7 separate regions of the Mus musculus genome follow, and all the other regions are linked to region 1. Evidence: chromatin loops called from intact Hi-C (ENCODE). Cell type or tissue: gastrocnemius. All regions are shown on one strand. Region 1 has its middle 23 kb from the start of Gm32280. Region 2 overlaps Zbtb16 (zinc finger and BTB domain containing 16). Region 3 holds the start of Zbtb16 (zinc finger and BTB domain containing 16). Region 4 overlaps Gm51673 (a long non-coding RNA gene). Region 5 overlaps Zbtb16 (zinc finger and BTB domain containing 16). Region 6 has its middle 2.2 kb from the start of Gm32335. Region 7 has its middle 3.1 kb from the start of Cldn25-ps.

What was found. Hi-C counts contacts between places; a loop is a spot of excess contacts. Peaks named below come from ENCODE experiments on the same cell type or tissue, not always from the same donor. Only the 100,000 strongest peaks of a DNase experiment are listed, where the experiment ranks them.
Region 2: it touches region 1 in a loop (4-fold over the local background); 11 of 42 quality-filtered maps call a loop at or near these places.
Region 3: a loop joins it to region 1, with 8 times the contacts of the local background. A loop is called at or near these places in 13 of 42 quality-filtered maps.
Region 4: it touches region 1 in a loop (10-fold over the local background); 32 of 42 quality-filtered maps call a loop at or near these places.
Region 5: it touches region 1 in a loop (2.8-fold over the local background); 11 of 42 quality-filtered maps call a loop at or near these places.
Region 6: it touches region 1 in a loop (5-fold over the local background); 34 of 42 quality-filtered maps call a loop at or near these places.
Region 7: a loop joins it to region 1, with 8 times the contacts of the local background. A loop is called at or near these places in 17 of 42 quality-filtered maps.

The regions. Positions count from the first base shown.
Region 1 is chr9:48,644,598-48,648,597 of GRCm38, forward strand. No RefSeq gene overlaps it. Among named protein-coding and RNA genes, the nearest start is that of Gm32280, 23 kb to the right of the region's middle. In gastrocnemius, CTCF peaks have their summits at 892 (motif pointing right) and 1,794 (motif pointing right); DNase peaks (open chromatin) are centred at 594, 873, 1,802 and 3,283; H3K4me3 peaks cover 1,961 bases; H3K27ac peaks cover 2,843 bases.
Region 2 is chr9:48,734,412-48,738,411 of GRCm38, forward strand. All of the region lies in intron 3 of Zbtb16 (zinc finger and BTB domain containing 16), which reads right to left. Among named protein-coding and RNA genes, the nearest start is that of Gm32280, 66 kb to the left of the region's middle. In gastrocnemius, a CTCF peak has its summit at 1,754; DNase peaks (open chromatin) are centred at 1,309 and 3,271; H3K4me3 peaks cover 2,961 bases; H3K27ac peaks cover 4,000 bases.
Region 3 is chr9:48,834,682-48,838,681 of GRCm38, forward strand. Zbtb16 (zinc finger and BTB domain containing 16) reads right to left here and starts at 1,544. Exons shown (of 7, transcript NM_001364543.1): 1 at 1,373-1,544. In gastrocnemius, CTCF peaks have their summits at 1,336, 1,841 and 2,719; DNase peaks (open chromatin) are centred at 143, 509, 1,187, 1,665 and 2 more places; H3K4me3 peaks cover 2,980 bases; H3K27ac peaks cover 3,530 bases.
Region 4 is chr9:48,970,953-48,974,952 of GRCm38, forward strand. It overlaps Gm51673 (a long non-coding RNA gene), which reads right to left. Exons shown (of 3, transcript XR_003948157.1): 3 at 3,566-4,000. Among named protein-coding and RNA genes, the nearest start is that of Htr3b, 8.0 kb to the left of the region's middle. In gastrocnemius, a CTCF peak has its summit at 1,784 (motif pointing left); a DNase peak (open chromatin) is centred at 1,778.
Region 5 is chr9:48,720,270-48,724,269 of GRCm38, forward strand. All of the region lies in intron 3 of Zbtb16 (zinc finger and BTB domain containing 16), which reads right to left. Among named protein-coding and RNA genes, the nearest start is that of Gm32280, 52 kb to the left of the region's middle. In gastrocnemius, no CTCF peak of the experiment used is centred here; no DNase peak of the experiment used is centred here; H3K4me3 peaks cover 777 bases; H3K27ac peaks cover 4,000 bases.
Region 6 is chr9:48,892,013-48,896,012 of GRCm38, forward strand. No RefSeq gene overlaps it. Among named protein-coding and RNA genes, the nearest start is that of Gm32335, 2.2 kb to the right of the region's middle. In gastrocnemius, a CTCF peak has its summit at 2,288 (motif pointing left); a DNase peak (open chromatin) is centred at 2,281.
Region 7 is chr9:49,049,416-49,053,415 of GRCm38, forward strand. No RefSeq gene overlaps it. Among named protein-coding and RNA genes, the nearest start is that of Cldn25-ps, 3.1 kb to the left of the region's middle. In gastrocnemius, a CTCF peak has its summit at 2,108 (motif pointing left); a DNase peak (open chromatin) is centred at 2,103.

The DNA of each region.
Region 1 (4,000 bases):
GGACATTCCAAGTTCAAACTGCTTTCAAGCCTCAGGAGAGAGAGACACGAAGTCCTGTGGTAGGCAGAGGCTAAAACATCCAGCATAACTCACACATGGAATAACAAGAAACTCAGGCCAAACCCAGTATAGACCGTAGCCTACAGGAGTCCAGGGCAATGTGAGGAAACCCAGGATTAGTATATGAGTAGATATTGCCATCAATGAATGAATTCTCAGAATCTAACAACTTTCCAAGAAAACCCAGATGTTTGGGTTTTCTTAGCTGTAAGAGAACTAACAGGTCCTCCATCCTAAACTGCAGAAAGACTGGTTTCCATAATTCTGGGAATGGGCAGGTCATGGAGAAGTGAGGCCCCAGAGAGAAATGCATGAGCCAAGAGCTTAAGAAGACCGTGGGATGCGGAGCACAAGAGGAAGGGTTGACATTTGACAGGGCATAGATACCCTACGTCATACACCCGGGATCCCAGAAACCCACAGCACTCGGGGGCTTCCCTCTCAGAGTTCATCCATGTTGGGAATTAGTGGCAGTCCCCAGTCTCTGAAGGCAGACAGGGAGCCTGTGGGGAGAGAGAGGCGCCATGAGACCCTCTGGGGCTTCATGCCATGTTGTCCATGTGATTCTTGTTTTTTTTTTTTTTTTTTTTTTAATTTTCTTTGAGATCAGAGAAATCTAATTTAGACGGCCTAGCCTGATCTCAGCTGCTCTGTGGAGAATTAACGGGAAGATCAAGCTCTGGTGGGGCAGAGAGCGGAGGTTAGTCGTTAAGAGATTTCTGGGAGCTGGGTCGGTGTCTCTCAGGTCAGACACGGGAGGTCCCTGTGCCCTCCCTCTGTCACTGTGACTTCTCATCTGCCTGACACCACGTGTGCATTTCCTTCTTCTGTCCACCTGGGGTCACTAGAAGCTTACTTTATCCTGAAGACCTTCCACCTCCACCCCAATAGATATCAGTTAAAAAACCAAATGCTGCTTTAAAAGAAGTGGGTGGGAGGAGAACTAACAGGTGGTATGGAGCCAGGGATTTTCTCTGAGGCTATGTAGAGCTAACCAGAGTCATAGCTAGAAATATGGTGAGAGATATCTTCTAACCCATTCTAATGCAACTGTCCGAGGTGGCCAGAGGTACCAAGGGACAAGGGGAAAGACACTCAATGGCCCATGGGTGGGGACTCAGGTATCCGAGTGAGGAAGAGCCACAGTCTCGAGAACAGAGGCCAATCCAGCTAGAGATGGGCAAGGGGAGGAGGAGTGTACAGTGTTAGGCTTTTACATTGCCCTGGAGGGACAGTCCTGTGTCAGGGCAGCAGCCACAGCATTTCATTTCTAATTTTTCTGAAGCTTCTGGAACACAGGGACATAGGTTGCCCCACTGTCCCCATACACAGTCTCCTGTCATTTCTTAAAACCAGCCTGGAGGTGGTGTTCAGTTCCAATGGCCTGTTTGGGCCTTCCTTGGTAAAGAAGCTTTAAGGATTTGAAGTCCATCTGGGTCTGCTGATCCCTCCGGGTGAGGTGAGGGTTAAATATGAATTAGCGTTTGAGGGTTGGGAAGACTGGGATCTAAATCGCCAAGCGTGCAACGGGAGAAAAAGTAAAGAGTGAAGATGCAGTGGCTCAGGAGGACTCCCGGAAAGATCCTTTTGACCTCCCATAATCAGGTTGTGTTTCTCCCCTGGTATCATGTGAATCATAGTCTCTGCTTACCCATCCTCACTCAACCAAGACAGTTATACCCGTCACTTTCCAGATGCCTGAGCAGTATACGCACCTTCAAGCACTAGCCACTAGGTGGAGACAGAGTCCTACTTATGCTGTCAAGTAGGCATTCTGCTCATTTCAGGCCACGCAAAGGGGCTTCTGGACTAGGAAGAGACAGACACCTAGGCCTCTACCTCCCCTTCCAGGCCATCCTGTGCCTGCCACATCCCCTTATAGCTTACATTGTCATAGGTGTCTTTACAAAGTTGATTTCTAAGGGTCTTACCCAGCTGACATAAGTGCCTGAGGGTAGATGGGCTAAAAATTGCTGTTCCGTCTCACAGTTGAGAAGAGAAGACCTTGGAGAACCTTAATACAAAATCAAAGCCAAACAGAGTATGGCAGAGCTGGCCCAAAACACAGCGTCCTTTTGACTATGAATTGAGGTTCTTCTTGCTAAATTCCAACTGTCCCTTCTCTTCAGAGGTGTGGCAATGGGACAGCCACTGAGCTGAATCTGAATCAAAGTGGAGGCTGAATGCTTGACTCCAGAGGTCCTTTTGAGGCCCTTCCGGTCTTCAGAATGCTGCCGAATCTCATGGCTAGAACCCAGTGTAAACTCAAGGACTCGAGGGCACCAGAGAAACTGTCGGTGGCTGTGGCAGCCGTGAACCTCCTGGACCACAGAATGGGAAGGAGGCGAGGTACCTTGTCATAGGTAGCTGAGTGTCCTTGCAGGGCTTCCTCACCAGGGTAATGAGACCTGACCCAGGCCCACCCTGGAATGCACCCCTGGAATGTTCCCTGGTTTCCAGCAAATTCTGGCCAAGTACATGAGTAGGACAGACAACCCTGAGGAATTGTGGGATTTGACTCAGTACATGGAGGGATTCCTTCCTGGTGACAAGGGGCGGGTGCTGTGAGAACAGGCGACAGAACAAAACTGTCAACCCTGGATGACAGGATGGAGAGGAGGCTCTTCCCTTAACAGGACCGTGTGTGTGTGTGTGTGTGTGTGTGTGTGTGTGTGTGTGTGTGTGTGTGTGTGTGTCACAGCCTCTGTTTACTCCCCTGTAAAGAGGAGCCAATAGCCAGTACTTCTCCACAAGAGCTGTGGTGCTGAACGGAAGCAGATTCATTTCATGTCCTGTAGATGAAAGGCGTCCCACCTTCCCTCCACTCACCCCTCCAGCTGGTGAGCTCTGGCTGTTGTCTCTCCCACTGCCCAAGAGTCAGACAGAAGGAGCCCAGCGTGGCAGGACTACGGTGTGGACAAAACCGTGTTCTCTCGCTATTATCTTGTCCAGGGAATTCAGTTAGGGTGGTAAGTTCGGGGGGCTCTATGTCAGGCTGAGAGAAGCTGGGCAACAGAGAACAGCCAGAGGTGTGTAACAAGGAGCAGCTGAAAGCCACTGGGCTTTGCTATTAATGTAGTCAGTAAATAAATAAAGGAGGGCTTAAGCTGAGTGTACAGCAATCAGTTTGGAACTACAGGGTAATTAGCTCTGCAGGGGGCCGCAGGGCTGCAGAGTCAGGTTTAAATGAGAGAGTTCACTTTCACTGAGGCACCCCTGGGGTGCAAAGAAAGCAGCCTAGGGGAGTCAGTCCGCCAGCACTCCGGGTAAGGAGTGGCCAAAGAGCTGTAGCTCTGGGTCTGGGAGCACAGAGAGAGCTAGGGCCTCCCGGTGGGGCAAAGCCTTCCGGTCTGTGTGGAAACAGCTCACCCTAGACTGGACCAAGCCAGGTAGTCCCCAGCTATAAAATGCCACTGTCCTGAGCCTGTCACGCCTTCTTCCTTTAAGGTGACCTTAGGAACAAATACAGGCGCAAGAGCCCACACTGAGCTACTCTACCTGCAGCATGGATACCAGTTCTTGATGTCATGGGGAGATGCCTAGGTGGGCATGTGAGGGGCGTCTTCCTATTTAGCTCCATTTCCTCACCCTTGGCGACTGCATCCTCAGTTTCAGTGAGCGAATTGCCTCTCTTCTTCCCTCTATTTTCCTTCCATGTATTCAGCAAAGATTTATTGGGCACCTGCCAAGTGCAATGTTAGGCTCTAGGAACACCAAGATATAGAACACACGGTTCCTAACCTCAAGGAACTCGATGTCTGGTGAAGGGAACACCGGAGAGCTTAGATGACAGTAATGCACTGTGACAAATGGCGGGTTGCAGGGTCTGCATAGCAGGGCACCCGATACAGTCTCAGGCATCTAGGGAAGGTCTCCTGAGAAAGGTAGCATTTGAGATGAAGCAAGACCCCGGGGAAAGCTGAGAGGACCAGGAAGCTTG
Region 2 (4,000 bases), 90 kb after region 1:
GAATCTAAGGAGTGTGTGTGTGTGTGTGTGTGTGTGTGTGTGTGTGTTGCCACCAACATCCAAAGATTAACAACCAACAATGAAGCCGAAATTCAAAGGTAAAGCGGGCTTTGCAATCAGGCATGGATGTCCGTGGCAGTCAGTAGATATCATGAGCTCATTTTGGTTTTAAATCTTCAAGGTAATGGCCTGTGTGGACCCATTACAGCAAAGAAACAATTTTCAGTATTTCATGTAAATGCTTCGTCTCCATCTCTTTTTTTCCCCTCATACTTGTGTGCACACAGACACATGCTGGGGCTCGGTGTCTGGTGAAGATTCTACCCCTCATTTTTGGCTGTTTCTCCAGACTTTCCAACAAGGAGCTACCTTCTTAACTAAACACCTGTCCAAGGTTACCCCCAACCTAGCCTGGGCCCAATGAATCTGTTGAGTTCCACAGAGCAAACCTTAAGAGCTCTACAGGCATCTCTATCACCTCCAGGTCCCCTCTCTCAGGCACAGAGACAGTCAACACATTTTCTGCAAAAGGTCCAGTCTCTCCACCTTCACACGGGTTCCAGGGATTGGGCTCAGGCCACCAGGCTGGTAGCAGGCACCTTTACCCACTGAGACACCTTACTTTTAGTTATATGATAGTCACTGATTCAAAAATCCCAACCCAAGCCTTCTGTGTGCCAAGCCCTTTCCCAGATCACAAGTACAGGAGAATTAGCAAGGGTCGGCTAGAGGCTTCCATGCGCTGGTAGGTGACAGCGCACACCTGTGTCGACACGGGCTCTGGCGATGGGATCCTGAGAAACAGTGTCCAACAAGGACCTCGCAGACCTAAGCCCATTTTTCTGTCTACCAACTCCACTTAAAAAATAGTGTGTAAGGACCGAAGTCATGGCTGAGCAGACCCACTCTTGTCGTTTCAATGTGAAGGGTCATGCACACGTGCCTCAGGCTCTCTCCAGTCACGTGTCCTTACCAGGCCCCTGGGCCAGAATGACCTAAGTTTCCCTACTCTGACTGATGTCTAACTTCTAAGCTCAGGAACACTGAGAGTAGTAAGAAAGGAGACAGACAGACCAACAGACAGATGAGAGAAGGCAGGCTAAGGCAGTCAGTGACAGAGACAGATGAAGACACAGGAAAGAAGACAGAAAACACGCAGCAGTGTCAAACAGCGGCTGTGGCTGACATAGACACAGGACGGTGCCAAAGAGATGAAGTGAGATGGAAGGAGATTGGGGGAGAAGCAGGAGCAGAGAGAGACAAAATAAACACCTGCAGAGGGAGGGAGGCAGAGACCCGACCCCTGCGTGGAGCACGGGGAGGAACAGCAGCGGCCCAGTGGCAGGGCAGGCACAGACCTGGACTCCAACAACCCTGGCCCTGCCTGGCTCAAGGACTAGGGAGCAGAAGCTAGAGGAAAAGATGGCTACGGGAGTCCACCCAGAAACACATTTCTGTTAGGGGTGGGTGGCAGCAGCGTATGCAGAAAACCCAACCAAGATATGAGGACTCTGAGAATATGTAAACCTCATTGCTTTCAGGTCCATCCCACTAAAACAGCCCTGTCCTGCAGCTCCCCATGAGATGCTACTCATCCTTAGACAAAAATCAAAGGCTAGTAAAGGCACCCGGGACCTAAGCAGGATGGAAAGAAGCAAAGAAAGATTCCAAATGAACAGCAGTCGGACAGATGTCCCACCCTCTCCTCTAGGGCACTGTTCATTCCTAATAGAAACGTCACCACCTAGCTGTGCAAAATCATGCTGCAATGGGGAAGGGGTGTGCCACCTTCTTTGGGGACAGAGAGATGAGAGAGAGACAGAGAGAGAGAGAGAGAGAGAGAGAGACAGAGAGAGAGAGACACAGAGAGAGAGAGAGACAGAGAGAGAGACAGAGAGAGAGAGGGGGAGGGAGGGAGAGGGGGGAGAGAGAGAGAGAGAATGAATGGGAGACAGAAAGAAGATATTACATAATTCCCACTTTCTTTCTTCCACCCTTGAAGTCATGTTCTATCTGACAGGCTCCTCTCTGAGGGTGTTGGGGGGGGGGATGACAAATCCAATCCAAAATTCAACAGCCTGTGTTCTGTTCGGAGAGCACACAGTGTACTGTACAGCCCATAAAACTCCAAACAGCCTCCAGACACTGCTGCAATCGTCCTCCATCAAAACACTTTGTCTTGCATACAAAAATAAGATACAGCGCTGAACAGAATACAAAATCAGCCCATTACAGTACAGAGAGACTGCTACTTAGCAACGAGGGGGCTCTAAAGCCTCAATGCTCTACAGGAAGCAAAATCTGTCGAGCCTGTTGGGCAAATGATAAACATTAGCAGTATTAAAAAACACAAAAGCCATGTAAGTGGATAGACATAATGTAGAAACGAATTTATAGAATAAATTGGGATGGGAGGGGGCTTGTAGGGTGTGGGATGAAGCTGGGTGGGGTCCAGAAGAGTCAAAGGAATGAGTTCTCCGGTCCTGCTACACTGATGTAAGTAGAGATGTGTGTACTGGGGGCTATGTAACCCCTTCTTCACATGGGTTAGAGGTGAAAGGCTGGAAGAGAACTGGTGGAAAAATACTGTTTAATACAATGACCTGTGAAGAATGTCCCCAACTTTCTCAGTTCAGTTAGCCTGAGGTGAAGCCTTGAAGGCTTTGGGACCTCTGAGTGACTCTAAGGTGGGAAGATGTGGGGAGGGGGCACTTATCCTCCAGGGACGAGTAAGCCTGACACCCTGCGCCATTGCATATGACACATGCTGTAAACAAAACCCGAGGCCAAAAGAAAAAAAAAAACTACCCACCCAAACAACAAAACCCAAAACAACCCATGTGGGCTGGAAAAATTAGTGAATTTCATCAGGTAAAGGGGAAAAAATACTCAGGCTAGGAATCAGAGGCAGGGTTTCGGATCCCAGCCAAAACAGGAGCTAAAAAGCAAAACCATATTCGCCTGCGCTCAGCTGAGGCTCTGGAGGCAAAAATGGAGAAGGGGCGGGGTTGGGGGGATGAGGAGGGGGCCACAGGGAAGGGGCCAGCGTGGAAGGGGGCAGGAAAGAAATGTATTTTTCATCAGCCAGTGTATAATTTATAAACAGCATTAAACAGTTTTTGTTTTCTTTCTCCTCTCTCCCGTGTAGGGGCTTGGACCGCAGTCAAGCCTGCATTAATTTCTGCTTTGGGTACAGTGTGTTCTTGGAGACGCATCTGCAAGCGATCATAAACTCTCTGGAATGCTGGCAGAACATCCAGACCTGCCGGCAGGCCAGTGACGACACCACTCTGGGAAAAAGTTCAGGAAGCTGGCCAAATCCAGAGGAGGGAGAGGAAGAGCGAAGAGTGTGTTCAAGAGGGAGGAGGAGGGGGAGCACTTTCCCTGCTTGTTCCTCTCTGCCACCCCAGTGTGTGGACCTCCGAGACACCCCACTGTCAAAAGGAATGTTCAGAGGGTGGGGACCTCTCAAGACCCAGGAGAGAGTTAAAGAGCCCCAGAGAGGATATATCCAAGGGTCTCCCGTTTTTTTTTTTTTTTTTTTTTTTTTTTATTTTACCCTGACAGCAAAAAGGAAAGTTAGTATCCTCCAGAGAGGAGGCAGGGTGAATGGAGTGCCTATAGACTAGGACTCTCCTGTGCCTGGCCAATTCCGAGCTGCAGGTCCTGAGAAGCCATCTTTGAACTCTTAAGGCAGCCTTTCTGATGATCACTGTGGGGACCCCTCATTTAGCAGTCACAGGGACTTGCCAGCTGCCCTCCTTTCCTTCCTCCTCTGTCTGTAAGAACCCTGAAGCCAAAAGCTAAGTGATGGATGGGGAGGGAGGGAGGGAGGGAGGGAGGGAGGGAGGGAGGGAGGGAGGGAGGGAGGGAGGGAGAGGGAGGGAGGGGCAGGTCAACTCACTCATCATTGCCAACTTGTATCCCCCACTCCACCCCATCACAACAGCCTAAGAAAACCAATCTTGCTTCTGGTCCCAACTTTTCTAGCACTTTCCCC
Region 3 (4,000 bases), 190 kb after region 1:
CGGCTCCGCACCCGCGATCCGACCGTCCCTAGGTGCAGCGATCAGCCGATTCTGGGCAAAGCCAGCGCTAACCCGCCAGAGCTCCGAGGATCGATGGTGCAACACACCCCTTGTTCCCAGAGACCCCCGCCGAGACTTGCATAGGACTTTGGCAAACTTGGGAAAGCAACTTTTCCCCAGGAGTCAGGTGCCTGGAAGAAAGGGAACAGAACTAAGAAAGGGGGAAAGCGAAAGAGCCTGGGGAAAGGAGAAGGTCCGAGCGGGCTGGACGCCGCTGCTAGGCCGGCCCGGCAGCGCAACCCCCCCAGGGGAGAAAAGGATGCACAAAAGCCTGGAGGCGAGTGGTGGGAGGCCAAATGAGAAGAGATCTCTGGGTCCTCCACCTTCCACCCAAGATCACGATCCCCGGGAAGTCACCAGCAGGGTCCCCGGCCTCCCGCACCAGCTGCCGGCGTGCCCGAGTCAAACACGCTGGGAGCGTGGCGGGGAGGAGGCGAGCTGGTTGCAGCGGTGCGCTCCTGTGCATTCCGGTGGGGTCCGCAGGCTGGCAGGATCGTGCGCATTTCGAGCGCGTGCGGGAGCGTGCGAGGGGCTGGGCAAGCTTGCAGCGCGCCAGGGTGGGAAAGACATCCCGAATGCATCAGGTGCAGAGCCGGGAACCCACCGTGCGCGGCCGGGAGCGCACAGCGAGCTCCCGCTCCACCGGCCGTTCCCACCGAGAGCCGAGGAGGACTCGGAGCGCCAGAGTCTCTCCGAAGCGTCCCTCTCTCCTTAAAAGAGGGCATCAAGTCCAATCAAAAAAAGAAGAAAAAAATCCCACCACGTTTTCTCTAAAGAAAACAAAACCCGATCGGATACCAGTCCCCTCCCACCCGACCCCCAGGTTCACTCCTTGCTTCCTCCGGGTCTAGCTCCCCAGCTCGCCAGCGAATAAACACAAATAAATAAGACACAATCCTATCTCACGCCAAGCGCACCGGTCCGCATACATATGAGCACCCACAGGCTCTCTGCTCCTCCGCCAGCCCTTGCCTGTACAAAGACACCCAGTCCCCGACTACACGCGCCCGCAGCCCTGGCAGACCTCCCGGCCTGCCACCTCTCACCCGGACCGGACCGTGCCCGGAGAAGAAAGGTTGGTGAGGCAGCTGTGCCCAAGCTGACAGCCTCAGCGCCGCTTTCTAGCTGACCCCCAACGGGCACTGGCGATCGCTGCTGCAGCAGCAACCAGAGAACCCCGCACGAGCCCAGCGGCCGAGTGGCCAAAGCTAGCACCACCCGCCTAAACCTCTCCCGCCCCAGGGCGCCCTGGCGGGAGGCGGTCGCTGGGCGGTGCGAGTCCTTCCCGGGTTTCCTACACACATACACTTACCGCTTACGGAGCCTGGAGCTTGGGGTGGGTGTGCGTGCCTGGGGGGTTAGGGGTGTGCCTGGATCGGGGAAGGGGTGTTGCTGGGGAACTGTTGCTCCGGATCTCACGGCGGCAGCGGCGGCATCGCCCGGCAGTTCGCAGTACCCGCTCTCGTCACCCTTAACTCCTCTCTGCCGCTAGGTTAGCAAATCACCACCGGCTGCGGCGCCTCCGCCGCGTCCCACGTCAACGCCGAGCCCCCTCCCCTGCGAGGCCCCGGCGCCTCTCCATCTTTAGTGCTGGCGGCCGAGCCCGGCTCCCTGCCCACAGCTGCCCCCTCCCCTCCCCCTGGCCGGTCCTGGCCCGCCCACCCCGCCCCACCCCCGCCCTGGCAGAGCCCGTGCGCTCTCCCAGCCCTGCCCTCCCTTCCCGGGCGCTCCCCTCCCTTCCCAGCGCTCGGCGCTCCGGGCTTCTCCTGACATCTAGCTGCTGCCCCGGCGGCAGCGGCTGCTGCTCGTTGGCTAGGTGGAGAGGGCAAAAGGTTGCAAAGGAAGAGGAGCCGCAGAGGACCTGGCAGTCCCCAAGGGGTCAGAAGGATGAGTGGGAGAAGCGGTTCCCACTTTAGCCCCAGGTTTTTTCATTTCCACTGGGCATGCGGTGTATCCCGCGCCCCTAACTCCCCCAACTCCAGTACTCAAGAGCGCAGTTTTGTCCCGTTTTTTATTATTTGCACCAGTTCAGTGTGTGGCTTCTAGCTTTTCACTTTTTCTCAGGATTCGGATCGCATCCTCCCTTACCCTAGCTTTAAATGGGTCGTTTCCCAAGTCCCAAACCAGGCCTCTGATGCCTGACCACAGGAGTTCGCCGGATTTGGCCAGATAAATCTAAAGGGGCCAGTAGAAATCTGGTAGGAGGCAGCACCTCGATTTTGCTATCTAGATTGTTGCACACTGAGATGCGAAGGCCTGAGTAGTAATACTTTCTCACTCCTAATCTCGGGCATCCTCCCCGCCCGCACGCCCCCCCCCATCTTCCCCGGCCCCAGGAACCTGGATGGAAAGTTCTGAAGATTCTGCGCCTAACTCAGCTCTGCCTTCAGGAGCTACTGGAAGCTTGGAAGAGCGCTGGGCCGCTCCAGAGTACTTTCTTCCCTCAGCGGCTGGACCATTTTAAAGGGCGTACTTGAGATGACAAACCGTAGGGTAGAAAGACCAAAGGAAAAAAAATATTCCTTCTACCCGCGGAAAGCACCGTCTCCTCCTTTGCACACGAAGCTAGGCAGGGAATTGAGGTTGGAGGGTTCTTTTCTGAGCACTGGCCTCCGGCCAAAGCCCCAGCGCAGTGTTATTGGGGGTGTGGTGGAGAGCGCCACCCAGGGGTCTCAGAAAAGTCACCCACACAGCCCCACCCTCCAGTCCTAAGGTATTAGTTCCAGGCTTCAGTTTAGGGGTGCTGTGTTCTTGGCTTACCGCGGATCTCCCACAGGACCCACAGAATCGTATCTTGATTCCCCAGGAGCTAAAGGAGAAGGAAAGTGGGCGGTGAATGGAGACAAAAAAACCCACGAAGACCAGGTGGCAGAGCTTACACAAGATCTGCACGGGGGTCTGCTAACGTGGTGGTCATTTATAATAACAAGGCATCCTAACAATTGACACTCCCAGGTCTCAGATTAGCAGTGGGAGAGAGAAGTCCGCAGAACCGAGCACTGGGAAGCAAAGGAAGAAAACTACAATTGAGTTACCCTCTCATAGGCAGTGTCATGTGGGTGAGACAAGGCGAAACCCCCCTACCCCAGTCAGTTGGTATACAACAAAAAACACCTTGTGTAAAGGCTACCTGATTCTTTCAAGTTAAGGCGAACCCTCTGTAAGAAGTAGGGGATTTGAGGACGTTAAGAAGGAACTGCCATCTATAAAGAAAGCAAGAGTGGATGAGCAGAAGGGAACAGGAAAAACACACACCCCCCTGCCGTGAATGCCTGGCCATGGGAATGGAGCATTGAGCTTGTTGAGTTCCTGTCTAAAGAAGGCTTGCTATCTAGGGTCCACATCCACCTACCACCCTCTCTCCAGCAGTCACCGGAGAGGCACACGATTAACCTCTGATCCTATTCTACCATTAATCCTCAAATCAGAGAAAGAGAATCCGTAGACACAATGGAAACGAAAGAACAATTCCTTGCCTGGCCCTGGCCTCCCCCCCAACCCCAGCCATACTCACTCTATGTGAAAATCTCCCTTGCTTCATAAACTCTGCCCATTAAAGAGCCCAGCCCTTGTTAGGAAGTGTTAAAGAGAGAGTAATGCCTAGATTTAAGAGGTGGGGAAGGTAACAGAAAGGGAGAAGGCAGGCGAGGCTGTGGGCTGGGTGCCAGCATTGGGCTCCAGAGCATTTCCACTTAGCGATGAAGGCTGGCCGAACAGCAGTTTGATAAGGTTTATTGGGCCCAGATAAAGCAGCAGCAGCCCCCACTCCCAAACCAGCACCATTTATAGCCAGAGCTGTGTCCTTGGATCCTGGGAAGCAATGAGAGTCCCCAGTTGAGAGATTTCATATGGTAAGGCCTAAATCCAAGCAGAGTTGAAAAATCAAAAGACAATCTCCCTGCCCCCTCCCCCACCTTTGGGTTTTTTGGACTGTTTTGTT
Region 4 (4,000 bases), 330 kb after region 1:
TCTCTTCAAACTCATGGCAAGCCTCCTGCATGAGCTGCACAGACAGGTGTGAGGGTCACAGGACCAAGCCTTGACACCGATTTTTTTTTCTGCAAATGACTCTCTTATTTTTTTATTTTTTTAATTAGGTATTTTCTTCATTTACATTTCAAATGCTATCTCAAAAGTCCCCCATACATCCCCCCACTCTCCTACCCACCCGCTCCCACTTCTTGGCCCTGGCGTTCCCCTGTACTGAGGCATATAAAGTTTGCAAGACCAAGGGGCCTCTCTTCCCAATGATGGCCGCTAGGCCATCTTCTGCTACATATGCAGCTAGAGACACAAGCTCTGGGGGTACTGGTTAGTTCATATTGTTGTTCCACCTATAGGGTTGCAGACCTCTTTAGCTCCTTGGGTACTTTCTCTAGCTCCTCCATTGGGGGCCCTGTGATCCATCCAATAGCTGACTGTGAGCATCCACTTCTGTGTTTGCTAGGCTCTGGCATAGTCTCACAAGAGACAGCTATATCTGGGTCCTTTCAGCAAAATCTTGCTGGCATATGCAATGGTGTCTGCATTTGGAGGTTGATTATGGGATGGATCCCTGGATATGGCAGTCTCTAGATGGTCCATCCTTTCGTCTCAGCTCCAAACTTTGTCTCTGTAACTCCTTCCGACACTGAATTTAGAGGCTGTTCTATTTACTTATCGATTCCTCCTCTCACTGCGTGAGGAACTGTGCAGGTGCAGAACATCAGAGGAGGAACAATAAGAAAGCACCAGGGACCTGAGTGGAGGTTGAAGGTGAGAAACTTTCAGAACGCATGAGGTAAATAAAAAAAGCCTGAAAGATGGATGGGCTCCATGAGAAGCTGGAAGAAGATAGGAGGAAACCAGACAAGGCAGAGTAAAGTGGCCTCTGTAGCCAAACAGGGTGGCACACACCTGTAATCTTAGCCTTTGGGAGACAAATGCAGATGGATCATTGAAAGTCTGAGGCCAGCTCTATAAAGCAAGTTCAAAACCAGCCTGGGCCACACAAAGAATATAAGGCAAGACCCTATCTTGGGTAGAACGGTGGGCAGGAGGCTCAGATATAGCTCAGTTGGTAGAGTTCATATAAGCCAAAGGTCCGAAGGGCAGTGGTGGCACAGGCCTTTAATCCCAGCACTTGGGAGGCAGAGGAAGAAGGGTTGAGAACCGAAAGCCATGTACAGCTACATAGAGAGCTGGGGGCCAGTGCCGTCTATCTGAGACCTTGGGGGTTTGGTATTTATTTATTTACTTTGTTTATTTGCTTTTTGTTTGTTTGTTTTTGCTGTTCTGTTTTGAGACAGTTCCCTTTGTTCTGAGTCCAGGTAGGACTCACAGCAGGGCTGTAAGATGAGAGCATGGTGCCTTCCAAGGGGTCACAAGCACATCGTAAAAAATGTGGGCTGGTAATTACAGACTCACATGAATAGATTTACAAGTTCATGACACAGAGTGCTAACAGGACTTAAAATAGGAAACCGAAATATTGTATAAGTCTGTATAAGCGCTGTGATTATAATGCTGTCTCCGAATGGCCTGGAGCAATTATTCCAAAAGGCACAACAGCTGTATTTGCCCCCACATTGCCATTGCTGAAATTGACACTGTCATTGCTTCAGGAGGAAGGCTTGGCACTAATGATAGGGGGCTGACTATGGCTGGAGTGTGACAGACCTCTAGTTAGGGCCCTTAAAGACTGAGGAAAGGAGTCAAAAAAAAAGCTTTCAGGAAGCCAGTCTGAGGCAATGGATGTAGTCAGAGTGACACCTAGTGGTGGCCCTTCAGCTCGCGTTTGCAAATTCTGTGCAGTGACAAAACTACACTCAACCTATTCTGAATTCTTGGTTTATTATCTATCTATCTATCTATCTATCTATCTATCTATCTATCTATCTATCTATCTATCTATCTATCTGCTTATCTTGTTTTTTGAGGAAAAGTCTCACTGTGCATCCCTGTGTGACCTTGTACTTGGGGTGACTCTCCTGCCTCTGGCTCCCAAGTGTAAGAACACACTCCTCTTTAGATTATGCTTGTTTTGGTTTTTGTTGTCCAAGCTGGTCTTAATAATGGAGGATGACTCTGAGCTCCACATCCTCCTCCGCACACCTTCTCAGACAGGGATTATGGGGAATCCATACCTAGCATTAAACAAATTGCTGAGTTTATTACATTTACATATTTATTTGTTGTGTATGTGTACATGTGTTTGAGCACGTGTCATAATGTTCATGTGATGGTCAGGACAAGCTGCTGGGACTGGCTCTGTTCCTTCACCATGTAGATTCAAGGGATCAGACCCAGGTTGCCGGGCTCCTTGGTAAGTGCCTATAGCTGATGAGACATCTCACCAACCCTAGACTTCATTATATGCTCTGTTTTCAGACTATTTGAGCGTCATGTATTCTTCAGTTTGTGTCACTCTTACTTTGCTCTTAATTTGCTTCCAGGAGGGACTGGAGAGATGGCTCAGAGGTTAAGAGCACCTACTGTTCTTCCAGAGGTCCTGAGTTCAATTCCCAGCAACCACATGGTGGCTCACACCATCTGTAATGGGATCTGATGCCCTCTTCTGGTGTGTCTGAAGAGAGCAACAGTATACTCACTTAAAATAAATAAATCTTAAAAAAAAAAAAAAAGCCCGGCTGTGGTGGTGCATGCCTTTAATCCAGGCACTTGGGAGGCAGAGGCAGGCAGATTTCTGAGTTCCAGGCCAGCCTGGTCTACAAAGTGAGTTCCAGGACAGCCAGGGCTATACAGAGAAACCCTGTCTCGAAAAAAACAACCAACCAACCAAACAAACAAACAAATATACTAGCCCAAGTTAGGTTTTTGGGCTTGAGAAATGGCTCAGTGGTTAAGAGCACCAACTGTTCTTCCAGAGGTCCTGAGTTCAAATCCCAGCAACCACATGGTGGCTCACAACCATTTGTAATGGGATCTGATGCCCTCTTCTGGTGTGTCTGAAGAGTGACAGTGTGCTTACATTCATTAAATAAATAAATAAATAAATAAATAAATAAATAAATTTTTTCTTAAAAAAAAGTAGAATTCCCAATAGTAGAAATAAATAAGATCTCACCCCTGAAAAGTTTTTAAACAGAACTGAGCATATAAGTCTGTAATCCCATCATCCTGGATTCTGGGACAGAAGGATTGCCAAGAGTTTGAGGCCAGTATAGGCTACACAGCAATACTGTCTCAAAACAAACAAAAAACAATATGATTTAAAACCATATTGAATTCTGGCATATGTTATGAGAAGTCAAATTCTATAAGGTCTTAGAAACTTCCTGCCACCAGGCCTGGCTACAAATAATTTATTTCATTCACATAATTTTAGGCTTAGATTTATTCCAAACCTACTTTAATAAAGGTTCTCAAATGCTTCAACACCCTGCTCCCCTTCTAGCCCACCATCCAAAGGTAGGGGAGAAAAGATGGTAGATAGGACAAGGGGATGTGGACCTATTTAGAAGTAGTTCTTTGGGGTGTGTCTTAGTTAGGGTTTTACTGCTATGAACAGACACCATGACCAAGGCAAGTCTTATAAAAAACAACATTTAATTGGGGCTGGCTTACAGATTCAGAGGTTCAGTCCATTACCATCAAGGTGGGAGCATGGCAGCATCCAGGCAGGCATGGCACAGACAGAGTTGAGAGTTCTATATCTTCATCCAAAAGCTGCTAGTGGAAGACTGACTTCCAGGCAAGTGGGGTGAGAGTCTTAAGCCCACACCCACAGTAACACACCTATTCCAACCAGGTCAAACCTATTCCATCAAGGACACACCTCCAGATAGTGCCACTCCCTGGTCCAAGAATATACAAACCATCACAGGGTGATTCCAATCTCCGTTTGTCAGGATACCAGCAGTCCAGTTCAGTAGTATCAGGTTGCTGCAGTCCAGTTCAAAAGTACCACCAAACACAAATCAGCAAGGATGGCAAGATGCAGCAGAAACCACTAGGCCTCTGTCAAATC
Region 5 (4,000 bases), 76 kb after region 1:
GGAGGAAACAAAGGGCGAACATACACTATCACCCGGGGTTCAGATGAAGATAAAAAACAGACAAGCACACCGCAGCATCTACGAAATGACTACTTCCTCGGTCCCAGCCTGACCATATCCAGTGGCCTTCAATGTCCCCCTCACTCCGCACTCACCAAAGTCACGATATTAAGCTCTTCCCAAGGGACTCCAAGTCAGCCTTCAAGTTCCACTTGGGACCACAGACGATGGCTCCCACTGCTGGCTCCCCTCCTGGAGACACTTGCACCCCAGGCTCTCCAGGGTGAGGATCTGAGACCAGGGCAGAACGCATCAGATGAATTCCCCTCTCCCAAGTAGGCTGTACATTAAATTGTCTCTCTAATGGCTGGCTCAGAGGCAGAAATATTTGGCAGCCCTGAAATTAAAAGTGATAAATTTCCTCGCCAAGCCTAGATCGATAATAGAGGCCTCATCTGTTAATCAATAAGACAGTCTCTGCCTGTTTACTGTGCATATGTTGTTCACTGCTGCCTTCGGTATGATGTCAGGTTTGCATTTAAAGCAACTCAAATGTGGATAAACCACAAGGCCATTCCTGAAATGCACTACAGTGGCATCATCCAGCTCTGATACATTTAGAAAGCATCAATGGGAAGCTGGAGGATGGGGTGTCAAAACTGGCCATGCCAGCCAAACCAGGGTGAGTGCATATGGGTCTAGCAGCAACATCTACCCATATAAAATGCCCTGGGGCTCAGCCCAGAGCCAAAAGAACTCCAGGGTCACAGCTCCAAAATGGTCATGGCTGTCACATCCTTCCCACATGAGGCTGTTTCATGGGTACCCATCCATAAAGCCAGGAGGTGGGTGACAATGTCCTCCCAGAGCTTGTGACCAAGATGCAAACGCAGTTTAAAAGAAAGAAAAGAATACAAGCCAGGTAGTAGTGTGTGATACAGAGCCAAGCTGGGTGGGGAGGGACAAAGGGTAGAGCTCATGTTTTAGGGAGGCTGTAGCAGCAGCCTCAGAGGAGTTGGCATCTTTGTGAGGTAAGTAGAAGAGAGGAAGCAGGAAGAAACAAGGCCATTTGTCTGTTGGCAGGGAAAGAACCAGGAGATCAGGCCGGATAGAGGTGGGGGTCTGTGAGAGGAATGTCAGGCAGAGGTGAGAAAGAGATGCTTGAAGAGGGGCAGCAACAGGAAGGACGAGGAGCTGGACCCATCCAATTCTTTCTGTCAAACACAGTGAAGCAAGGAGAGCCAGGGCCCAGGCCTGAATCAGACACCTGATGCTCTGGATGTCACCCGGAGACTCAAGTCTTCCCGCCTTACTGAGCCTATGGCTCCCTGGCTATGAAATGGGTTTGACCCTATCTACCTAATTCTCTTTACTTTTCTCAAATTACATTTTAACTTATTAGTGTGGGGTAATGCATGCTATGGAAGGAATGTGGAGGCCAGGTCTCTCCTTTCACTGTGTGGGTCCCAGGGATTGGACTGAGGTCCTCAGGTTTGGTGACAAGTTCCTTTAGGCAGCGCCCCATCTCGCTGACCCGTTGTTTCTTTGAGGCAGATGCCAAATATTAACAAAAACAAGACTCCTTGTTGCTTAGAGACCACAGGTGTTATTAATGCTGCCCATGGTGGCTGTGTTATGGTAAAGGGATTCGAAGCTGGGTCTGACAGAGTATTTCAAATTTGGCAGAGGAATTCAGCAGCTATGACACAGGGGAGCTAACCGTGAGCATGCCATGCCATCTGTAAAATGGGATCGGAAGAGCAGGTCCCTCAGCAAGCTCACAAGTGAGTCGAGTGGATTGTAGAGACAGAGGACCCATACACAATCACCACCCAGCATCCCTTTCAAGCACTGCCTTTGTTGCAATTAAACTATGATTGATTTTACTGAGATTCAATGCAATGGTATTTGAGGGCCATTTATTTTGTATAAGGTGAGTCTCACGTTTGTAAAGGCGTATATCAAAGTTCTCTCACACACACACACACTGATTTAAAAGGGAGTGATTGTTTTGAGAGGAACAGAAAAATCTGTCATAGGACCAATACTTCAGCATCAACAACAAATCAGTTATTCAACTCTGAAATCTTCCAGGGATGAGTCCATATAGCCGCCTGCAATGGGTCTGCTTCTGGTTTCTCTCCTGCCCTCCCCAGCACACTGGAAGCTCTACTGGGGTAGACTGGGGTATACAACTGGCCTGGGAAGGAGACTGTGGGCATTGAGACCACTGCCAGGCTGTTACCTGGAGGGTGGCAAAGTCCTGACTCTACCTTCTGGATTCTCTACAGACTCTTTGTAGAAACTCTAGGACATGTCTGTTTCTGGCAGGGACTCAAGAAGCTCAGAGGAAAAGAAGAAAAGGTTAGACAAGCGGGGCTCCCATTTCCTCTTGGCCTACTGTATACCTCACAACAGCAAGCCCCTTCCCTTCAGTATATTCCCATCCCCAGGCAGACTTCCCTCAGCAAACCAGGATGGACACTCACTGGCTGGCAGTGATCTGCTTTGGGGGACGCCCTCACCTCTAAGTTTACCTGGGGGTTAGTAAGCCTGATAGTTAGAGACAGACAAACAGACATCTTTGCTCCTGCAAGATTCCCACCCCCCACCCCAAATACCCAAAGCTCTCAGTATCACACTGAAGTAGAGTTGCCTCAATAGCCAGGGTTTTCCATAGTCGCTTTTCTCTTCTGTGCCCTGACATCCTGGTACCACCCAGGTTAGACAGAAGCCACAGGTGGACGTAAAATCAGGTAAAGGTTTGGTGAGAAGAAAAGATGTAGACACAACAGCCTGAGTGAGGCTGGAGCTACTCTAAGGTTTCTGCAAAGGGAAAGGGGGACAATTCCAACCTGAACCACCCCCCTCCCCCACATTTCAGGATCACAGGAAATCAAATCAAGGCCAGTCAGAGGCATTAGCAAAAACATAAAGCTTTATCTAAATGTCAGTACTCCAAGGGCAGCAGAGGTGAGGGAGGCCCAGTGAAAGCCACGACACTCCCCATAGCGGCCTCCTCCTCTGGCCTAATCTTTTTGGCAAAGTATAGAATCTTCTCCCTCATCTTCCTAACCAGAAATGGGTCTGGGAGTAGGGGTTAGAATCCTGGGTATCTAGAAATCAGTAAAAGATACTGCACGCATTCAGATGCAGCGGGATGTCTCTCTAGGGAAGCAAGGCTGAAGCCAAAAAAAAAAAAAAAAAGAAACAAATTCAAAAACCCCTCCCTCTTCAAAGCCTCCCCAACCCCCAAGCTAATAATAATCTTTGAAAAAGGAACCACTGAGAGGATGGGGGTGGGGACACCTAGCGCCTTGCCAGCATCTGATGTTGAGTAGTGTGTCCTTTTTTTTTTTTTTTAATTCCTCTCAATTTTAAAATAAACATCTTGAATGTTCTGATGAGATATGCATGCCTGCTTACATAAGGAAGTACAGAGTGTACCAAAACAGCAGACCCAAAAAAAGCCTAAGCCGCCAGAACAATGCGTACAGACTCGGGCATTTTACAACAGGCCACGGTGTACAGTTTTATTTACAGTACCTCTTATCAGACAGAGAACAGCACACTGGCTGCCAGTTCCAAAGGCCAGCACTGCGTGTTCCTTCCCTCAAGGAGCTGTGTACTCCCAGAGAGAGCTGCCTGCAGCCTCACACCCGCTTTGGCTCTCCCTAGCTCTCGCTTTCTCCTTTATCAACAAAGTAAAAAACTGGGAAGGATCAGTTTTTGTAAGGGACACGGGATAGAAAGGGGGAAACAGGTGGGCAGATGGCACTGAGTGGAAGCCCACGGGGCTCAGGGTGGTCCAGGATGTGGCTCTATAGTGCTACAGTTGGCACTGCAGTGGGGACACTGGCTATACTCACTGTAGAACAGGAGTTAGAGAGGCCAGGGATGCAAGGTCTCAAATCTAAGGGAGGGTGCAGAAAGCCAAATGTTTGTTAGGGTATGGTGGGTGTTCTGTGGGTTAAGGGTGGCCATGTGTAGATCCAGCTGT
Region 6 (4,000 bases), 250 kb after region 1:
GAGTGGGGGGAGGGGGGGACAATCCTTGGGCCCTGCTGGCCAGTAGCCTAGCCAAATCAGTGAGATCCAAGTGCAAGGAGAGCCTAAGGAAGATACCCATTGTTGATCCTTGGCCTCTGCATACACACACGTGTGTGGCACACACACACACACACACACACACAGACACACACACACACACACACAGACACACACACACACACACAGACACACACACACACAGACACACATACACACACACACACACACACACAGACACACACAGACACACACACAGACACACACACACACACACACACACACAAAGGGAAAACCTAGACAGTGTGTTGGGGCTAGAAAGGGGGCTCAATAGTTAAAGCACTTTCATCTATACCCGACTGTAGGATGGTAAAAGGCAGCCTGGTTCCTGGTTGAGCTAAGGCTAGAAACCCCAGTGACCCTAAAGAGATGGTAGACATTTCTCCTGATTCCCGCCACCAGGCTGCTGTCACTGGCCACAGTCCTTCATAGATCTGTGGCTTTCAGTCACCTAAAAGCAATGCTCCAAGCCCCTCCACAGGTAGAGGACATGACCTGTGGTCGCATAGCCCCAAGACAGATCTCTATTTTAATGAGACCCAGAGGCTTAGCCAAGAAGCTTTCCTTCCCAGACACTCCTCCCTGCAAACGGTATTTAACCTCAGCCCCAATCTGAGAAGTGGGGTATGGTTTTACTCATCCACTTTCCAACATGACAATAAATATCTTAAAACCATGGACTGCCTCTTTTCATCAGGATCTGTTGTGGGGAGCCATGGAGAAGGCCTTTGCCTATAGAGCTGCTGTCTAATCTCCTGTAGAAGGCATCTCTGTGCCCCCAAGCCACGGCCACCAAGCTCAAGTCCACCACCACCAAGCCAAGGACTTTCTCCCTGTAGGACCAGCTGGAGCCCCCCTCTTTTCCTCCTCAGCCCCTGGCTAGATCCAAGCCATGGGCCCCCACTCCATTCTCAGCTCTTCTACAGGTCCCAACGACACCTGGGTGTCCAAGAGCCTGAGAACCAGCCAGCCATCTCTGGCTGTCCCCAGGACCTCAGACTGGGCTCCACTCCCAGAAAAGTGTCTCCGACTTCCCTACAGCCCAACACCCACTCTGCGACTTTGTGGAGTAAACCCTGTCAACTTCCTGAGCCTCCTTAAGTGGCTGTACCCTGTGGTAGAGCAGAAGTAGAACCCATTAACCCTACACGGGAGGACCTGAATTGAGGGACCTTAAGGGCATTTTTCAGTCCCAACCCTCACTCAGGGTATGTTAGGTTAAAGTTCTCCTCCAGACATTTTAACTGATAATCAAAAGGATGTCAGGCTAGATACAGACATGGGTGATCAATGGCTATTAATGGGCACTAAAGATAGTCATGGTAATTTTAGCTCCGGATCTGCAACATGCCAAATCTCCACACTCATGGATGTTCTAATCAGTCAATTAATATTCAAAACCATCACCACAGATGTGGCTTCTGGGGGGTGGGGGGAGAGAACTGCAGTTCACAAGGACTGACCACAAGGCAAGTGCATTAGGCCAAGGTGGAGTGGGAACGGGGTGGGGGCAGGATTAGTGAGCATGGGGAGAGGGGGGCAGCATTGTAGCCATGGTGTGGACATTGTATATGTTGTCCTGATACCTAAAGGAGTAGATCCCTGAAAGTCCTGCTCAGACAGCCATGTGTTCCTGTCCTTCCTGAGCCAAGCCTGGGGTAAATCAGTGTCCCCCAGGCACTTACCCTGCCTGTCCACCTGTCTGATCTGTTCCTAGTACTTGTGTCCAGTAGTCCTCTTTGGCCCTTCTTTCCCCAGGATGGTGAAGAGTGGTTCCAAGTTTACATAGCATGGGTTGAGGTTGGGCAGAAGAGAGAAACAAAGTCCTCTGAGGACTTGTGTTGAGAGAGCTTTGGGCGAGAGTGTTCCACACCACATCTTCATCACACGTGCAGAAAGGGGGAGAGCTAGAGGAGTCAACTTTGTGCAGGAGAGGGTGAGCATGTGATCCCGCCAGAGCACAGGCACAGCCTCAGAGCCTAGGGCTCAGTGTGGGCACAGCTGTGTGGTGGAGCTGCATTTGCCTCCATACCTGGAGCTCAGGAGGGCTGTCCTTATTGCTGGCCCAAACGACAGGGCTGTCCTTGAAGGAAAGGGGCTGCAGACACCACTGATGAGGCATAGGAAGGCTTATTTGGAAGGCACAGCAGGAAAGGGGCAATAAGAGGCTTTGTGCCTGACTTGCCATAAAACTTCTGGGCTTTGCTGCCACCTGGTGGACAGAATCTAGAAGTCAGGTTGTAAATGTCTTGGCCACACATTGGCGTCTTGTTTTATGTTTCTTTAGTGGGGGGAGTTTTTCTAGCTGGGAGAAGTGAGTTCCAGAGTTCCTGTAGTCCCAAGTGTCATGCTCACAAAGCTCTTTCTTCTGTGGATCTGGTGCTCCTACAGAGGGACACAGGGGGTTAGGGCTGCGTGGGAGACCTGGCCAGGCTCAGACTGTGATCCTAGAATGCCCACAGCTCTCACACTGGCAGAGCAGAAAACCGGAGGCTCAAGTTTTATAGAAGAATTCTGTTAAGAAGCTGGGGGAGGCAGAGGCAGGCGGATTTCTGAGTTCGAGACCAGCCTGGTCTACAAAGTGAGTTCCAGGACAGCCAGGGCTACACAGAGAAACCCTGTCTCGAAAAAACCAAAACCAAAAAGAAGAAGGAGGAGGAGGAGGAGGAGGAGGAAAGGGAGGAGGAGGAGGAGGAGGAGAAGGAGAAGAAGAAGGAGGAGGAGGAGGAGGAGAAGGAGGAGAAGAAGAAGAAGCAGCAGCAGCTGGGGTGGAGGGGATGGGGTGAGTGTGAGAGATAAGGGTGGGGCAGAAAGGACACCGGTGTCTGGATACAGCATGGCACAGGCAGGCTCTTTAGCTCGTGGCTTTAAGATCAGTGCCTAGCTCTTTGATTCAGCCTGCCCTTAACAGGGGTAAGCAAAACAAAGGTCCCCAGCCACCACTTACTAGGATCAATCCTGAATGGTTCCCTGAGCTGACCAAGAAGGGCCAGCACGGCGCTAGATGTCTCTACGAGAGCCTTGTAGATTCTCTGAACATTTCTTCACTGGGATATCGGGACCCCTAATACCTAAGATGTAGGAACTATGTGGGCCCCACTTTACAGATGAGTAGGTGGATACACAAGGAGACCCAGGGTAGGAACAGATTTTATACTTGGAGTCTGACACTCCACAACAGTAAACATGTTTCAGAAAGCAGTAGGATGCCCATGTATAGCTCTGGACTCCCTCCTCCTCAAAGCTCCAATAGTGAACTGAAGCAGATCAGTCCTCCCTAGCAGCCCCCTTCCAAGCTACAGAGCTGGAGGTCTCCTTTTGAAAGTCTTCTAGGACATACAAGGTTGTTTCTTCTTTCCAGACTCCTGATTTAGTAATCATTGTTAGCATTGGCCTTGCCAGGAAGTTCTTTCTCCAGTCTAACTTCCAGAGAGAAGGGGGGGGGGAAGGGGGGCAGAGACAGAGAAAGAGTCAGAGAGAGGAGATTGAAGAGCCAGGCTTCTATTTTAAGATGGGGTATTCTTATTCTCTAACCATGACACTCAGGGCTAGCCATCACAAGCTTCGGTGGAATAGTTTAAATTATAGAGGACAATGTTAGAAAAATGAAAAGACGAAAAAGAAAAAAAAAAAACCAATCTAACTCCCAGCTGATACCTAGTTGGTAGTTGTGTGCATGCCTTGGTGGGGTATCCTCAACCCCTCAAAGGGCACCCCATGTGGCTAGAGAAAACCAAGGAGTTGGTGTTAGGCCAAGACAGTTGTGTGGGGTGGGTTGGACCAGTCTGACTTTATCCTCCCTGCCTCCAGTGCAGTCAGAAGAGCTGCCCCTTCTTGCCCAGCATCCCCCCTCCCCCAAACATGCAGAGGGAGGCTGAGGGAGTGATTAGCATGGGGCATTGTCCCCAGATAATGGGCCCCA
Region 7 (4,000 bases), 400 kb after region 1:
TGCCTAATGCATGTATACACCCAAGTAGGCAGTAGGTCATTGAGTCCCCTGGAACTTAATTTATGGGTGGTTGGAGTTGCCATGTGGGTGCTGTAAATCAAACCTGGGTCCTGTGCAGGAACAAGTGTTCCTCGATGCTGAGCCAGCTCTTTAGCCTGCAGAAGATATTTTCATAAAGTGGGGGTGGGGTGGGTGGTGGTGGTGGGGAAGGAGCTGCTCTGTCACATAGCAGACAGGAAGCAGAGTGGAACCTGAAGTCCTTCACTGAGAAAGCAGGAGATCACGTGATGCAGAGCATTGCGAATGCCGTTTCATTCTCTTTGAAAGCTCTCTCTTAGGGCTGGAGGGATGGCTCAGAGGTTAGGTGACCGACTGGCTGCTCTTTTGGAGAACCAGGATTTGAGTCTCACCGACATGGCAGTTCACAACTGTTTATAACTCCAGTTCCAGGGGATCGGACACCTTCTTTTGGTCTCCTTGAGCACCAGGCATGCAAGTGGTATACAGGCATATACTCAAGGAAAGTACCCGGGCTGTTGGCTTCAGGGTGGAGGCCAAGAAAACTCACTTCAGATATGAAAGCTTAAAAGATGAGAGCCTCACGTGCTGAGACAAGACACGTGGTGAGGCAAGACCCGAGAAAGACTTGTGATGTTTGTCGGGAGTATAAATAGGATTCAATGGACAGCAACGGAGGCTTGAGGCTTGCTTATAGAGCTAGCTTTGTAAACCTTCTTAGTTTTGCATCTTAGCTGATCTTTGCTTCATTGAGAGAGGCACAGCAGAGAACTTTTCCTGGTGTTCCTGTTGGCCCTGGTCTCTTCCCATGATTTGTGCTGATTCAACTCAACTGAGGCCTGGCTAGTTCCTGCTAGGTCGTGCCACTGCTGCTGCTGTCCAGACACTACTGAGCTGCACTGCTGGTATATCCTTCAACTGGTATATCCTTCAACTGGTATATCCTTCAACTGGTAAATCCTTCAACTGGTATATCCTTCAACTGGTATATCCTTCAACTGGTATATCCTTCAACTGGTATATCCTTCAACTGGTATATCCTTCAACTGGTATATCCTTCAACTGGTATATCCTTCAACTGGTATATCCTTCAACTGGTATATCCTTCAACTGGTATATCCTTCAAGTGTTTGCGAGTGGACTGAGCTGCCACTGCTTACCCGTGAACTGAACTGCTGATTTCCTGACAATGCAGGTGGGATTTGCACCAAAGAACCTTTCTCAACAGGTCTACTTCCCCCATATCCTTTCTTTTCTACTACCTCTGGTGGGTGGTGGGCTAGAAGGGAGGTTAAGTGTTTTAAGAACCATCATTAGAAGTAGGCTTTGAAAAAAATTAAAGTTACAATACCTTGGCTTCAAGGTCCCTAATTCATTCTCCTAGACATTAGGTTCAGAACTGAGAGTGATATGGGGACAAAGGAGTGGATCAGCTGCATGGAGTTATTAGGGCATAGCAGGGAATTGGTTATATATTTACAACTTATGCACCTTGGTTTAGATGACAGCAGTTTCTATGTTCTTTACCAATTAACAGACAATTTAGAAAATGTTTGGAGACGTGGGATAGGAGTTTGTTCCTAGATTAGGAACAGGAACTTGTGTGACCCTGCCAGCAAGATGTCCTTGAGAGGGCGGGACTCCGACAACTGTCTCCTTACAAGCTGTCCCTGAGATGTCTGAACCCAGGGGATTGTTTACCACAGAAGCTGTTCAGCTATAGGGAAGTCCCCAGCCTCCCCAAGGCCTGGGATCTTGAATTTATTTTCTGAAAACAAAATGGTAGTACTTAGATTAAGTTTCTTTTGCTCGTTCCCAACAACACATTGTAAAATAATTTTTAACCCCTTCCATGTCCGAGTTTTGTTTTAAACAAAATGTTAATTTGTTGTTATCTTAATGTTAGGTTTGTGTTGGTGTTTTAATTTTCTTACTCATTTCTTTACACATTAGATAAGTTTGTCGTTTGATATTTTGTGATCAGAAAGCCCATTCATTTGAAGACTACTATTCCTCAGTCCAAGCGAATTTTCCTACCGCCTGGTAGACTCAGAACATCGCTGGAGAGAAGTGCTCCCTCTGCTGGTCCTCTGCTGATCCAAAGTCAGCTGCAAGTAGCTGTCAATCATACCAGCTTCCATTCTGTCTGTTGCTGCTTCTAAGCCACAGGATCTGATGGGAGAGGAAGTGATTTGCACTTTCTGATCATGGCTAAATGCCAGGCTTTGAGTTCGGTGCTTGGCACTGAATTTTTATTCTGACACTGTGTGAAACACTTTAGGGAAATTAGCAAGGTGTCCTGGCTGGTAGGGGACAGAAGTAACCTCAAGTTAAGTGACTTGGACTTGACCACTTCAGGTTCTTGTCCCCAGCCACAGCATTGACCCAGCATGTTGGCTAAGAGCTTGTCTCTATGGCAGAACACAAGAAACCTGGGATTTATTGCACCAAAGTCATAAAGGTCTGGCCAGTGTGTTCTCTTTTCATGCTTTTGGGTATGTGTGCGTAGCATGTGCATACATGTGCATGCGTATGTGTGTAGAGGCCAGAAGTCGATGTCCCGTGTTGTCTTATATTATTCATCATCTTACTTATTTAATTAATTTACTTATTTATAAAGGACACCATTATATCAGGTACATCTGATAGAGGGTTAGGTGTATAAAATATATAAAGAACCAGAAAAACTTGGCATCAAGAAAGCAAAGTTAGGGCTGGAGAGATGGCTCAGCAGTTAAGAGCTCTTCTGAAGGTCCTGAGTTCAAATCCCAGCAACCACATGGTGGCTTACAACCATCTGTAATGAGACCTGACGCCCTCTTCTGGTGTGTCTGGAGATAGTGACAGTGTACTTACATATAATAATAAATAAATCTTTTTAAAAAAAAAAAGAAAGTAAAGTTAAAAATGGGAATCAGAACTAAGCAGAGAGTTCTCAAAAGGTGAAACAGAAATGGCCGAGAAACACTTACAGAAATGTTTATCTTGGTGGTGGCGCACACCTTTAATCCCAGTAGTCGGGAGGCAGAGCCAGGTGGATTTCTCTGAGTTCATGGCTATCCTAGTCTACAGAGTGAGTTCCAAAACAGCCAGACTTACAAAGAGGAACTGTCTTGAAAAACAAAACAAACAAATAAAAAGATAAAAATAAAAATTTAATGTTCTTAGTTATCAGGGAAATGCAAATCAAAACTATTCTTTTTTTTTTTTTTTTTGGCTGGAGGTTAGCATAATCTCATTATATAGTCCTTGGCTGGCTTGGAACTCTTCATATAATCCAGGCTGGCCACAAACCATAGAGATCAGGCCTCTGCCTGCCACCAAGCCTGCCTATTTATTTATGTGTATGAGTAGAGTGTCCACAGAACAAGAAGGGAATATCCGATCCCCTGGGGCTGGAGTTGCACACAGTTGTAAGCTGCAATGTGAGTGCTGGGAATTGAATGTAGGTTCTCTGGAAGAGCAGTCAGTGCCTTAACTGCGGAGTCATCTCTCCCGCCCAGGATTTCCCGGGTCTTTGCATTTTCCTAAGAAATAATTAAGCATTGGGGCTTGTTATTTGTATGAGCTCCCTCCAAAAGCAAAATCACAAAATTATTTGTAATTTTGTAATTTCCCCTAATGAATCTTCCCCACTCTGTCTTTTCCCTCCCTTGCTTATTTTGAAAATAGCTACTGTGTTGTTTTTTGTGATCATTAAGTCACGTGACCGGGGCTCCAGACCTAGTACAGAACTCGCCACATAGTATTCCTCAGTGAAGGCACAGTGCAGGTTTTCAGAAATGTCATCTGTGGATTATTATTTTTTTTTTGTCATTGGGCATTTATTGTTTGCAACATTTCAAGTATTTAAAGTAAGGCTGAGAGGACTCCACGCAAAACTGCTTTCCAAGGACAGCCTGGCCACCTTAGAGCACAAGCTTTCTCAACCCAAGATTCTTTCTCTTCCCCCATGGAACAGGAACTACCTGTCCTATGCTCT